Regions from separate parts of the Homo sapiens genome. Here region 2 is linked to region 1. Evidence: chromatin loops called from intact Hi-C (ENCODE). Cell type or tissue: PC-3. All regions are shown on one strand.

Region 1 (8,000 bases):
GGGTTAGAGCAGAAAGGTAGATTTCTTGTCCTCACGGGGCTTGCCTTCAAGTGGCAGAAACAAAGTAAATATGCACACAACTATATGAGAGAGATGATATATTAAAAATGACTATGAAGAAAATTAAAGACATGCTAAGGAGTGACTGACAGCTGCTTATTCAGACAGCTGATTTGAGGAAGGGTAGTGGGTAAAGGCCTATCAAAGGGAATTATATTTGAATTAATACTTCAATGATGAGAAGACAGCAAAATGAAATAATCTGTGAGAATTACATTTCAATCAAAAAAAAAAAAGAACCAGGATAAAACTACCTAATTACTCTGAATTTACAATGACTCCAGTCAGAACTCTTAAGTAATGATTGTACCCTAATTGAAATGCAACATTGAAACCTTAAGTTGGAGACATTTACCTGATTGATTGATAAAGAAATATCATTAAATATCTAGCAAGTATTTTCTTTATGTTACAGGTATTAGATCCATAAGAGTCTATGGTTTTTAAGGGGAGAAAATAAAGTATATCCTCAGGAGCTATAGAAAGTGTGAAACCAACAGGCCCCAAAGCAGTATAAACACAGAACTGAGTTTAACAGTATTTACAAAGTCTAGGAAAGTTAAAAGGAAAGAAAAAGAAGGAGGAGAAGAAGGAAGAGGAAGGAGAAAAATAAAAGTTGAAAATTAGAGATAGGAAAAGGATAAATATGAAATGTATATTTTCAAGAATTAAGCAATTGTAACAATTTGAGAGATTCCTGGAGGATGAGAAGAGCTCAATCTAGAGACTATAAACTTTATATTTGCAGATCTGATTTAAGGTAGAGATTATCAAACAGTAAATAAAATATTATTTTTGGGGGTTTCAAAACTCTTCATTTTATGAGAAATCTGTAATGTTTTTCTGGGTTTTTGTTTTGAAAGAGAATAGGATAATTGGTGCACAGAAAAAATAAAAATAAGTGAGTGAAAGATTATATAAGTAGTAATGAAAACTAGAGAGAGGAACTGAAATAAACAAACTTTTAAAATTTGAGTGGTTAAAATGTTTGTTTTCAATTTTGAAACCAAAAGAGAAAAATATGATTAAAATATGGTCAATTACATGACGACATTTTCAAAAAGGAGGAAGTAACTTCATCCTTTAAGAAAGACCAAACTTTTCTAAACACCAAAGTTTAAAGGAATACTTTAATTCCTAATTTTTTTCAGTAATACTACAAGGGTCAATATACTCGACACTCATTCCTTTAATAAAAAAGGTGAAGTATTTCATCTGGATCTTCTTACAATATTCTATTTCATATGCTTATTCTTATGATACAGATAAAAGTCAAGGACATAATATAAAATGCAACATACTCAAATAATTTTCTGTAAAACTGAAATATTATACTGGAAATACTTGATTTTTTAATTGTCAGGCTTACTAAAGGAGAGTGAGAAGATTGTAAGGACTGCACATCTTTCAGAAATTTCCCCTAAATTCTACCTTCTTAGTGAGATTTTGATCAAAACTTGAGAGAAAACACCTTAGTCTCTTCGAAAAAAAAAAAAAGACTTCAATTGTTAATATTTTGAGTTGTGAGTTAAAGTTGGAAAGATATAGCTTGTAAACATTACATAAATTTCCAATAAAATAAACATTACTTGGTGAAAAGTTAGGAATCTTATCAAAATTCTCATTTAGAACGAAGTATCATCCATTTCTACTTGAGCTTAGTCCCGAGTTAAAGCCAGAATTTCCTTAAATCATCCTCAGTTGAATACAGTATATTAACAAATTGTCTAGTATCTCTAAAATTATCCACAGGAAAGCAATGATTAAATAATTTTATTCCAGTAAACATTTTTGTAGCTTCACCATGAGAAGTTGTAAAATCTCCGTGGAATGTTGGCTTTGAACACACACCATGCTAGTGGACCTATCTTGGTAAATTAATTGCAAAATATTCTTCCAATAACTAGTCAAATCTCCAATAATTGTGTATGAAATCAACAATAATTTTGGAATATAATATCAAATATAATAATAAGGATAAATACTGAAGACATTTTGGTATTAAATTAGTTTTTATTATGCATTATTTTGAAAATAACAAATTATTTTTAATAACAATTTCAAAAAAAATATGACCAATATACTTATAATACCAGAATTGAATCCATTCAGACCATCTAATAGTCATTAAATCTGCAAATTTACGCTAAAAGCTATAGTGGTCATACCATATTTCACTTGATATTGTTATCTGATCTATCAGGAGATTTTTATTGGTAAGGCTGTTGCAAGGATATTAGAATATGAGTTTCATATACGGCTACATGAACATCAATAAGTTAATATTTCACATATAACCAATTGTTTTTATTTTCAATATCTAATACTTCATATACTTCATAAAATTATAGTGATCATAGAAAGTATTAATAGTAGTCATTTGCTTTTTTTGTACAAAATATTGCACCTTGAAACCCCAACATAGTAAGAAGGAAGATAGCACAAATATTGATGGAATGAACAGTTGATGATAGATGGTAGGACTATGGATGAAAATTATGGCAAATGGTAGAAATATGATCCAAATATGAGCCAAACCTCATTGGAGTCAATCACAAGGTGGCTGGCCTCTTCAGAGTGATTGGCCTTTAATCTTTTAGAAACAAGTTAACAGAGAAGGACCATATTCCTTGGGATTTATTAAGATAAAATATTTAATAATTGTTATTGCCTGTGGCATTTATTGAATGCAAACCACGGATAAAGCATTTCACGTAAATTCTCATTTATCTTCATCAAACAGTTTCAACATAAGCATTACTATACTCTTGTTACAAGTGTATAAACCTATTTCCAAATGTTAATTTGTTGAAACTCTTTGAATCAATACTGCATCAGGGATTGGATGTTTGGAGGATTCATATAGGGAGGTTATAAAGGAAGCAAAGCAGGCCTATCAGTTAGCTATTGTTAGCTATTATTGTTATGTAATAAACCATCCAAATCTTCAGTGGCTTAAAACGACATTTTTCATAGTTCAAGTGGTTGGGCTTGGCTGATCTCTTTTGAAACACCACTCTTGTGTAGGTTAACTAGGGAATTTATCAAATGGAGACATTCCCCAAGAATGTAAAAATATATTTATTCTTTACCAAAAGAAGATGTACAGATGACAAATAAGCACATGGAAAGATGTTCAACATCATCAGACATTAAGGAAATGCAAATTAAAACCACAATGAGATCACTACATATGTATCAGAGTGGCTAAAATGAAAAATAGTGACAACACCAAATGCTGGCAAGGGTACAGAGACACTGGATACCTCCTACATCATTGGTGGAAATGTAAATGGTACAGCCACTCTTTCTTCTTTTTTTTATTTTTTTATTTTTTGAGACAGAGTCTCAGTCTCACTGTTGCCCAGGCTGAAGTGCAGTGGTGCAGTCATGGCCCCCTGCAGCCTTGAATTTGCCCAGGCTCAGATGATTCTCCTATCTTAGCCTCCCAAGTAGCTAGGACTAAAGGCTTGCGCCACATGCCGAGCTAATTTTTTTTTGTTTTTTTTTATAGTGAAGTTGTTTTGCCAGGCTGCTCCGGCTAGTCTTAAACAACTTGGGCTCAAGTGATCCGCCTGCCTCAGCCTCCCAAAGTGATGGGAGCCACCTCGCTCAGCCAGTAATCTTTTTTAAAACAACAACTCAACTCAACTAAAACTGCAACTACCATATGACTTGACAATTCTACTCCTGGGTGTTCATCACAGAGAAAGGAAAATTTATATTCATACAAAAACCTGTATATGAAGGTGTGTGACAGTTTTATTTGTAATAACCAAAAACTGGAAACAGCCCACATGGTCTTAAACAGATAAATGGTTGAACAAACTGTGGCACATTCATACATTAGAATTGTACTTGGAAAAAAAGCAAATAAACTATGAATATGCCAATATCTTATATGAATCTCTAGGGAAACATGCTGAGAGAAAATATAGAAATGGTTGTAAAAGAACAGCATGAGAGATCCTGGAAATGTAAATGGTACAGTCATTCTTTCTGAAAAAAGGATCAGTAATCATTACCACTAATCTTAGATAACTGTTTACGTACTTAATACACACATAACTGTTACATACAAAATTATAAAAGATCCCAGTGGTTTTGGAACTGTACAGTATCATAAGTGAAGAGATGCTGGTGGTTTTGGAACAGTACAGTATCTTGAATGTGGTGGTGTACATGAGAATAGACAAAGGTAATAAAATTGTATTGAACTTAGTACACATACGGGCATAGCTTCCAACCAACTGCAAATAAAACTGGGAAGGTATGAATACGATTAGTGGATTTTATCAATGTCAATAGCCTGGTTGTAATATAATATCACATATAGTTTTATAAAATGTTGCCTTTAGGGAAAACTGAGAAAAGTGTACACAGTGTATTATTTCTATAGTGACATGGGAAACTAAAATTTTCTCAATTTTTTAATTAAAAATGCATTTATTGATATTTAGAAAATAAAAATTTTAAAATGCAGAAATCAATAAACAAATCTAACAATAAGTAAAATAAAGTAAAACATTTAGAAAACAAAACATGATCTTGTAAGAATACAAGGACAAATACAAATTATTGGTAGAATTTTAAAGTAAAATTTAAATAAGATTTATTTCTAAAACACAACACAAAACAAAAAATATTTAAAACCTAAGTAAATTTTAAAAATTTTAGTGCGTTGGTTTTATTAGTTAATTATTTTAACTTGTTTATTATTTATTATTCTAAAATAAGTAAACTTTATTATTTCACTAACTTATTCTTACAAATAAATTTAATAATACCAATAATAAAATTTATACAGTCATGAGTCACTTAGCAATGAGGATACATTCTGAGAAATGCACCCTGTGGGCAATTTCCTTGTGCTAACATCACAAAGTGTAAACAATCCTAGATGGTATAGCCTACTGCACACCTAGGCTATGTGGTATAGACTATTGCTACTAGGCTACAAACCGGTACAACATGTTACTATACTGAACACTGTAGGCAATTGTAACACAATAGCAAATATTTGTGTATCTAAACATATAAAAGATAAAGTAAAAATATGATATAAAAGATTTAAAAGGATACGCCTTTGTATTTTAATTTTTTTATTTTTAAAAAATTTTTATTTTAGTTTCAGGGGTACATAAGCAGATATGTTCTATAGATAAATTGCATGTCACAGAGGTTTCATGTACATATTATGTCATTACCCAGGTAATAAGCATTGTACCCAATAGGTAGTGTTTTGATCCTCACTCTATTCCCACCCTGCACCCTCAAGTAGGCCCTGGTGTCTATTTTTCCCGCCTTTGTGTCCATGAGTATTCAATGTTTAGCTCTCACGTATAAGTGAGAACATGGGGTATTTGCTTTTTTGTTCTTGTATTAGTTTGCTTAAGATAATGGCCTCCAGCTCCAACCATGTTGCTGCAAAGGACATTATCTCATTCATTTTCTATGGCTTCATAGTATTCCCAGGTGTATATGTGCCATATTTTCTTTATCTAGTCTACCATTGATGAGCATTTAGGTTGATTCCATGTCTTTGCTATTTTGAATAGCGCTGCGATAAACTTATTAGTAATGTATCTTTATGGTAGAACAACTTATATTTCTTTGGGTATAATGGCCTTGCTTGGTCAAATGGTAGTCCTGTTTTAAGTTCTTTGAGAAATCACCAAACTGCTTTCCACAATGCCTGAACTAACTTACATTCCCATCAGCAGTGTATAAGTGTTCTCTTTTATTGACAGCTTTGCTAGGGTCTGTTATTTTTTGGCATTTTAATAATAGCCATTCTGACTGGTGCGAGATGGTATCTCGTGGTTTTGATTTGTATTTCTCTAATCATTAGTGATATTAAGCACTTTTTCATATGTTTGTTGGTCACATATATGTCTCCTTTTGAAAAGTGCCTGTTCATGTCCTTTGCCCATTCTAGGCATAGGCCCTGGTAAGTATTTCATGATGAAGATGCCAAACAAAATTGCAACAAAACTAAAAATAGACAAATGGGGCCTAATTAGACTACAGAGCTTCTGCCTAGCAAAAGAAACTATCAATAGGGTAAGCAGACAATCTGCAGAATGGGAAAAGAAATTTGCAAACTGTGCCTCTGATAAAAGTCTAATATACAGAATCTATAAGGAATTTAAATAAATGAACAAATATAGTACACCTTTATGGGGCATTTACCATGCATGGGGCTTGCAGGACTGAAAGTTGCCCTGGGTGAGTCAGTGAGCGAGTGGTGAGTGAATGTCAAGGCCTAAGACATTACTGTACATTTCTGTAAACTTTATAAACACTGTATATTTAAGCTACACTAAAATTATAAAAAAATTCTTTCTTCAATAGTAAAATAACTTTAGTAGCTTACTGTAACTATTTACCTTATAAACTTTTAAATTTTTATTAACTTTTTGTCTCTTTTGTAATAACACAGTTTAAAACACATGTTGTACAACTGTGGAAAAGTATTTTCTTTTAAAAATGTCTTTATTATATAAGGTGTTTGTTTGTTTTTAGAGATGAAGTCTCACTGTGTTGCCCAGTCTGGTCTCAAACTTCTGGCCTCAAGATACCACCCAACTTTGGCCTCTTAAAGTGTTGATTACATGCATAAGCCATCACAAAGGGCAAGTTTATTTTTTCTATTAAATTTTTTTTAATGTTTTGTTAAGGTACAAACACATACATTAATCTAGGCCCGCACTCGGTCAAAATCATCAATATCACTGTTTTCTACCCCAACATTTTGTCCCACTGAAAGGCCTTCATGGACAACAGGCATAGAGCTGTCAATCTCCTCCCTTCTTCTGGAGTGCTTCATGAAGTACCTGCTGTTTTACAGTTAATGTTTTTTTTGTTTTGTTTTTCAGATAAATGTAAGAAGTGCACTCTAAATTAATAAAAAGTATAGGAAATACATAAACCAATACATAGCCATTTGTCATTATGAATTATGTACTGTACATAATTGTATGTGCTATACTTTTATGCAACTGATAGCCCATTAGGTTTGTTTATACCAGCATCACCACAAACACATGATTAATGCATTGAGCTGCAATGTTATGATGGCTTCAGTGTCACTAGATGATAATCTATTTTATTTATTTGCTCAATGTTTGCCTAACTACTTTACATGTATTATCTTATTTAATGCTTACAACAATCTGATAAGTAATTTAAATTACATTCACTCCTATTTGAAGATGAGTTCAAATCAAGAGAGGTTATTTAACTTGCACAAAGTAATCTTATAGATGAGAAAAATGTTTATATGGAAAAGTTAAGTATAATTGGTTTATGTATAAACATATAGATGGATGCTACATTGTAAATTCTTAGCACTTTGTATGCATACTTAAGTTTGTGTATAAAGAAATAAAACCACAAGTACTGTCTTACAAAGTACTTATTTCCACTCAGAAATATTATATCCTTATTTCTCATGTTTTAAATGGTTTCGAGGAGATATTTTATGTATGCCTTAACCCACATAAATGTACCACCTACAGTAGTCCTCCCTTATCCAAAGTTTTGCCTTCTGTGTTTTTAGTTACTCTAAGTCAACTGTAATCTAAAAATCTTAAATGAAACATTTTAGTAATAAACAAATCATCAATTTGAGATTGCACGCTGTCTTGAATAACATGATGAAATCTACCTGCGATGTGAATCACTCTTTTATATGGTTTATCCCTGCTTTAGACACTTCTAGTCCATAGTCACTTAGTAGCATCTCGGTTATCAGATTGACTTTGGAGGTATCATAGTGTTTGTGTTCAGTTAACCCTTGTCTTACTTGATAATGGCTCCAAAGGGCAAGAGTACTGTGACTAATTTAAAAACTAAACTTTATCATAGGTATGTATGTGTAGGAAAAATATCGTGTTACAGGATACTTGGGGTGTCGTTTCACCAGCTGAAAACCTTTG
Region 2 (8,000 bases), 120 kb after region 1:
CCCCTGCCCCGCAACTCCCATATGCTTCATTGATCTATTAGATTTCATTTACAAAATACAAATTCAAAAATAAATTTTTAAGGCAGCAACTGCAGAGCATTGAACCTTACAGGTCAAGCCCTACTGAGCATGGACTCTGTAAAACTGCACAGGCCACAGGTCAATGAGGCTACCTCTGCCTTTAAGACTGGACTGAATATAAGGCCTGATTGGATCTGAGTGTTTCAAGAGTTGAACTGCGGCAAACACTTATGTCTTCAATTACACTATTTTGACCTGTCTCTGATTTTATCTGCAGTTATGGTCGATAGTTCTGACTGGTGGTACAACACATACCTTGATTTTCTATTGCATATCTCCACTTTTCTATTTCAGGACCAATTCCACTTCAGCATCATTCCTGAAGACAAAGGAATATGTAAAGCCCATGAACAGTGTGGCATGAAAGTTTGCAGGTGGTAAAGCCCCTGAAGTCATGTGGGATGGGAGCTGGTGGACAAATGCCCAGCCTATCAAACTCTGAAGGCTCATTTCTGAGCGACATTCTCCATGTTTTCGAGAGATCTTTGTGACAATGGAATCCTTGGTTTCCACACCATTGTCGTACTGACTTTTCCTCCTTTCCCTTTCTTTATTCTTGCTTTCTGGGGTCACCTCCCAAATAAATCTCCTGCACCCAAGTCTTTGCCTCAGGCACTAATTTCATGGAATGCAAATTAAGATGTGGGTGAGGGAGAATGAGTAGCTAGTGTCATCACTTCTTTTTTTCCAACTATATCTTTCAGTCATTCCCCAGTACCTTCACAATAATTCCTAACAATTTGATTATGTGAATTGTAGAGTGCTGAATGAAATTCCCAAGATATTTATGAGACTTCTGGAAACAGGGGAAATAAAACCATCATTTCAAAGCTGTAAACAATGTCCTTTCTTCCAAAAAATGTGGAAATCTTTTTTTTTTTTTTGAGACAGAGTCTAGTTCTGTCCCCCAGGCTGGAGTGCAGTGGCGTGATCTTGGCTCACTGCCAGCTCCACCTCCCGGGTTCACGCCATTCTCCTGCCTCAGCCTCCCGAGTAGCTGGGACTACAGGTGCCCACCACCACGCCCGGCTAATGTTTTTGTATTTTTAGTAGAGATGGGGTTCCACTGTGTTAGCAAGGATGGTCTCGATCTGCTGACCCAAAAAATGTGGAGATCTTAAGCTACCCCTCCATTACACTTTTTAAATTTTTTTTTTTCTGTTTTATTCTGGTATTCTGAGCGAGTCTCCAGAATTACTCCTTTAATCTCAGATGTATAGGTCAAATAAACAAACCATTATTTAGGATGAAAACTTTGAGGTAGTAATGGAGATTTAAACTTCTAAGCTCAGTGTTCTTTCAATAATATAGATGGATGTTCATGACTTTTTGAGTCACAGCTTTGTCAATAAAAATTGTGTTGCTCTCTTTGGGAGAAATGTTTCTTTTCCAGATATAGATTATAACTGCACTGTGCTGCATGCTGATGTTTATTTGTGTGGACATGAATGTTTTCATATTTCAACAGTCACTGGGGCCAGAACTGAGATCCAGGGGACTGCAGACAAGATGTGTAGCTTGTTCTTTGTCATTGGCCAGAAAAATTACCATTAAAAGAATAAAGCTAGGTTTATTGAAGCTCACGCTGGTTCAAAGATTAATCTCCTTTATATTTTAATCACTTTAATTGATGTCTTAGCCACCTGAGGCAGAAACTTTGCACTCAATCCTTCTCTTATCCTAATCAAATTCCATCAACCCATCTATGTGTCCTTTGACGCTGCCTCTAATTTAAAAAAAAAAAACAGTTCCCTTCTTTCTATTTCCTCTCACTCCACTACTATTTCTTTAGTTTAAGCATTTCTCATCTACAATACTCACTATATTTCTATTCTAATTGGTCTTCATAGCTCTATTCTTGCTCTTTCTGACATCCCCACACAGATTAAAATGTCAGGCTCTCAGTTGCCTGGATCAGTGTTGTCTAGTAGAACTCCCTGCTGTGATGGATACATTCTATATCTGTGATGTTCAATAGAATAGCTACTAGTCACCTGTGACTATTGAGTACTTGAAATGTGGCTAGTGAGATTAAATAATTGAATTTTAGTTTATTTAATTTCAATTAATTTAAATTTCAAGTTAAGTAGAAACATGTGACTGGGGCTACCATATTGAACAGTACAACTGTGGAATGTAAACTCCATGAAGAGATTCTTTCTTAGCCATTGGAGATTGACTATTCTGAATTGTTCCTAAAATCGCATGACCACATTGCTTTACTGTACTTAATTCCTTTACTGATATAACTCACTCTGCTAGGTTGTAGCTTCTTGAGGGCAAGGTCATATCCTGAGTACAGCAATAACAATAATCTCAACAAACTTAAGTGGCTAGAATGACCATTCATCTGCTCTATGTTCCTGCTTTAGTCGCAGAAACGTTTCCACCAGTAACTCTGCCATCTGGGAGAAATCACTGGAAGAACATCCTTTTCTCTTACTCCATCATTTACTTGCTATTCTTTATTGGAGGAAGATTATGGAATCTGATTATTAAAATTCTAACATTCATTGGGCCCACATCATATGTACTATTAATAGTATGTGAAGGCCAGGCGCGGTAGCTCACGCCTGTAATTCCAGCACTTCGGGAGGCCAAAACGGGCAGATCACCTGAGGTCAAGAGTTCAAGACCAGCCTGACCAACATGGAGAAACCCTGTCTCTACTAAAAATACAAAATTAGCCAGGCGTGGTGGTGCATGCCTGTAATCCCAGCTACTCAGGAGTCTGAGGCAGGAGAATCACTTGAATCCGGGAGGCAGTGGTTGCGGTGAGCTGAGATCATGCCATTGCACTCCAGCTTGGGCAATAAGAGTGAAACTCCGTCTCAAAAAAAAAAAAAAATAGTATGTGATATTACTTTGCCTCAAAGATTGATAACCAAGAAATAGAAGCAGTCTTTTAGAAAAATCCTTGGGGACTAGAGACTGACTCTTCTGCTTTCTATCATGACAGAAACTACGTTTGTGAGGTAAGCCACAATCTTCTATATTAAGAGTAAATGTATTTGAATTTACCTTTGTATACCTAACTTTAGGTGGCTTCCAAAGTCTTGACTGAGTAGGAATGGAGAGAGTAGAAAAATAAGGCTCCAATTTGCTCCCAAATTCAAGCTGCTTCTTCAATTCAGTAATACCAAGGAGCTCTATACTTTAGGGGTCATAAGTGCTTTATTTAATTATCATTTGACTCTCATTGGTTTCTTGCATCTTGTCTCAATCGGTTAAAACCTAGAAGGAAAATTTATTTTTGTTTGGTACTTTATGGTCTCCAAGATTAATAATTGCTAATATTTAATTTCAGACTTACTCTGTGTTATAAAACGTTGGATACTTTATCCCTTCTTTCATTCAAATGATGTATATTGATGTCTATGCTGCTCTAAGAACTATGCTAGGTAATAGAGACACAGCAGTCTACAAAACAAACCTGTTTTCTGCTTTTATGGAGCTTAATATTACAGAGGTAAAGACAGGTAACAAACTTACAATAAGATAGGCAAAAAAATACATATTTGTAAAGTGTTTTGAAGAAAATAAAGTGCTATGATGAAAAAAGATAGGGTGTGGCGGGATACTTTTAGACAAGTTTAGTGGGTAACCCCAGAAGACCTTTAATTGGAGACCTTAAGAATAAGAATAACAAGCTATAGAATGTCCTGGGAGAGGAGTGTTCCCCACTAAATAAAACAGCATATCCAATGACCTCAGGTAGATAGTAGCATGAAAATCCATTCTAAGTGACAGTCTGGAGTAAACTTATTATTGCCCATACTGCAGGTGAGGAGGCTGAGCATAGAGGTGTAAACTGACTTGCCAAAGTCAAACAGCTAGTAAGTGGCAAAGCCAGAATTTGAACCACATCTATTGGACTCAGAGACCATGATCTAGATAGTGAGCATCTAACATAAAAGGTTCTTAAATGAATGAAAAGATAAGTAAATAAGTGTTTGAAAAGAAATCTATATGGACTATTAAAACTGATCTGGTCAGAGAAAATATCACTACTAGTCTTACAACAGGGATTTTATTTAAGGCAAAAGGTCTTGTAAATTATAACCACTGAAGTAATACAGGGTTATAATTCTGCCTGAGGATAAGCTTTGGGGACATATAGATTTGACACCCTTCGATTTTGACAGCCACTTAATAAAGTAGTTAAGTGACTTCTTACTATTTTAAAAATAGTAAGATTTTTATGATAATATCATTGCTTTAGCTATATAGGAGGATTTGTTTAGTGTTTAATATAGTTTTCCACTTAGTTCGTGAAAAAATGTATATCAGATTATGCTATCTCTAGGTCCCACCGTATTATTATTATCAATATCTTTTACTATCTATAACTATTATGATCAAAATCTTTGATCTACTGGAAAGAGCTACAATGAAGTTAATCTCTCAGGAGTAATATCTCAGAAAGATTCTCCAGGACTTAGATTAAACCTTGAAAAAATAAGTCAAAATCATAGGAGAGTCTTATTACAAATTGTTTACTTACAGGTATAAGATGTCACTGGCTAGAGGACATCCAAAGATTACTTTAAGCCAGTGATTTGTAACATTTTATTGACAGGTAGCCCTTTGTGAATTTAATGAAGTCTGTGAGTCATCTCCTTCCAAAATATACATACACAAATTTTGAAGATTTACAGGGATCTTCAGTTCCCTAAGGCTAACTAAATTCAATAATGCCAGCTTTAATGTCTTAGGTTCTAGGTCATTTCTCTAGAAATATCCCTGTAAAATTGACGTATATATTTTAATTATTTCATTCATTCTCTTTTTTTTTGATTTTCATGTATTTTTCGAGTTTCATATACTTCCATTTTATACATCTTTCTCTTTTTTCACATTATACATAGTCTTATGTTAAGGTCTAAAATCATGTTTATGTACGTGTACACATGTACGTGTTTGTGTATATATATGTGCACATGTATATACACATCCAGTATATACACGTCTAAAATGCTTTATTGATTTTCAGTCTTATATCTAGGTCCCAGGCTTTTTCCTTGGCTCCTCAGAAAGGATGAAGTGTGGTGATGCCCTCATTTCCTCTGAGATACTTACTCTATCAATAGTTCCTTGTTATATGTTTCTGCTCTTTCACACAAGATTCATTGTTCTTTTCCTCCTTCCCCCAAGTCTATTGACTCAAAATATTTGCATTTTATATAACTATCATATCAAGTGACACATTCACCAAAATAACAAGGATAATAAATTCAACATCATGGTTCAATTGTTGTATAATGTTTTATTTTTAATTTAAAAGTTTTTATCTTTTAAGGCCAAATTTCTTAATATCAGAAATTATTGAAACACAATTCATGTTCCAAAGTGGGTACATTTAATTAACTAGTTTTTTATTTTTTAGGGCCCATCCAACTCCATCCAGATTCATCATACTTGTGCTATTGCACTAGTCCCCAGGAAAATTAGGCATGAGTATGGACGAACTGTTATGCAAATATATTGCGTTAAAACAGATGCAACTCTGAGTGGCTTTCTTCCTATCAGTGTTCCCCCAGAGTGACACTGATTGAAAAAAATATAACATTCTTATAGTTAATTTGGGAAGTGTTCACGTGGATGACACTCCACTCTTAGAATTGCCTTGAAGTAGTAGCAATACTTGTTACTAACTAAAAGGGTTCTGTGGTCAAACACTTGGGGAATCACTGAACTAAACTTACTTGAGCCTTTTTATTTCTAGGATTTTTTTGTGATGCTCTAAAAGAGAGTGAAATATAGAGGGTTTTCAAACTACTTTTACTTTGACTGGAAGAATTTTTCTTAAAGAACAAGGAACATTTACTTTTTGGAAACCTTCTTCTAAAAAGAGTAAGGACATTTATTTTTTTGGTAGGGAGGGACTTTCTTCTACATTCTGGATAATCAGGGCCATGTGCTTTAACAGGATGTAAAGGGGAAGCTCATGATTAAACATGGGAAATATGCAGCAAATTGCAAGACCTGAGCTTAACCGCATAATTAGAACATAATTTTTCACTTCTTCCAGAGCATCAGCCAAGCAAAGGACTGAGAAATCTGCAACCCAATTGTCCTAAAAAGAAACTTAGGCTTCACATTTGTGACATAATTTCTTTTAAAATGAATATAAAATTTTATTTTTTATATTTGTAGAGCATAGGATGATTGAAATCCAGTTGTTGTTTTGTCTGACCTCCATATCTAATATGGCTAGTGCCGTTACTACTCTACAGAACGCGCAATAAGTCATTTTCTTTTATTCTTACATCAGAGTGGAAACTCTTCAAGTGTTATCCTTTAAAATGTCTATAACAAAAGTTTTATTTTATTTTATTTTTAATCTTCAGCATAATTTATGGAAATTTATTTGCTGACATGGCTCAGAGCACCTCATCTATAGGCTATTTCTTTATTTGGACAATCAGTTAAACATATGCTTTCTAGCTTCTACTTTCATGACAAAGAATACACTAGTTGGCAAAATTTTGGATAAAAACGTGATTGTTTAATGCGTATAATATATTTCTTAGTGTTAGAAGATTTGTGTTAAATCCTCGTTATAAAAATGCTTAAAATAATGTATTATTAAGCAAGATTGTCTCTTTGGTTCTGGGTGATATGTTTAATTTTCTAGGATGTTTCCCATTCGGTGGTACCTTTGTTTTGCTCTTCCTTTTGTACATTTGCAAGTAATATATCTGAGAAACATATTCAACATGAAATTAATAAAATATAAGGTTTAGTGTAGTTGATTGGGGTTAAAAAATTTAAAATACAAATTTTAGATATCTACTTTTGTTTACCATATGTAAAGTAATGTCTTTTATTGGTTAGGAAGTATAGGAAGAGATATAAGTTGTTTTCAAGGTAAGGAGGTCAGTTTGGGTACTCTACTTTTACAATGCCTACAGTACAGCCGATAAGAGATGTTTAGTAAAAAGTTATATATAAGAAGCTATATGTTACAGAAAAGACCAGGATTGGAGATTTAGTATGCAATACTATACTGAATATCATTTATTAAAATTGAAGACTTACTAGCTTCAATTTCCTAGGGAAAGCATACGGCATGAGATGGGAAGAGTATAAAATGTATGATCTTTATTATATCAGCATTTGAAAGAAAGGCAGAATAATATTTTTAAGTGGAAATGACTGAGAATAAATAACCAGAAAAGTAGGCAAATCAGAAAATGGGTTATTGGATGCCAAGAAAAGGCAACTGAGGAAAGAAGGTCAATATAGTATGTCATCAAGCCAAAGGGCCACAGATGAGACAAATTGAGCCTTTGCTTACTTTTAAATAATGATAGCACACACATACAAACTCACCAATCAACTTATGCTTTCTCTATATAAAATCTATCTCAGAATAATTAAGTAATTGATGAGGGGAAATCAGTCTTTATAAAGACAGTTTGGTAATTAAGTGAAAAATCAGCATTGTGAAATTATTAACGAATAATGATTTGACAATGATCATCAATTACTCTTAACATCACAGGAAGTCAGTTTGACTTTAAGTGTGGCTTGATGGAAGTATACAAAACTACCTATGATGTATTCTTAAAAACCTCAATCCTGAATCTGATTGAACTTGTAAACCCAACTACTAATTTACCAGAAATGAAGGGAATATAAAAACATGTTAAAGGACTAAACAGTAAAGTAACTGATAAAATATTGAGCATTTTCAAAAAATGAAATAGAAGAAACAGGGAGAACAGGAGGAAGGAAGAAAGATTATAAATTAACAGAGACTTTATTTGAATACTGATACAAAAATCTGTAAAAAAAAAGATGTATAATAAAGCAGGGGAATGCTGATTGGATATCGAAGATAATTTTAAAATATTGCACATTTTTAGGTAGTGTAAAGGTACTATAATTAGTTTTAAAATAACCTTTCTACATTA

The links. A loop is a pair of places that touch in the nucleus more often than their neighbours do. Peaks named below come from ENCODE experiments on the same cell type or tissue, not always from the same donor. Only the 100,000 strongest peaks of a DNase experiment are listed, where the experiment ranks them.
Region 2: it touches region 1 in a loop (12-fold over the local background); 1 of 110 quality-filtered maps calls a loop at or near these places.

The regions. Positions count from the first base shown.
Region 1 is chr4:65,186,021-65,194,020 of GRCh38, forward strand. No RefSeq gene overlaps it. Among named protein-coding and RNA genes, the nearest start is that of LINC02835, 52 kb to the right of the region's middle. In PC-3, no CTCF peak of the experiment used is centred here; a DNase peak (open chromatin) is centred at 4,951; H3K27ac peaks cover 278 bases.
Region 2 is chr4:65,306,146-65,314,145 of GRCh38, forward strand. No RefSeq gene overlaps it. Among named protein-coding and RNA genes, the nearest start is that of LINC02835, 68 kb to the left of the region's middle. In PC-3, no CTCF peak of the experiment used is centred here; no DNase peak of the experiment used is centred here.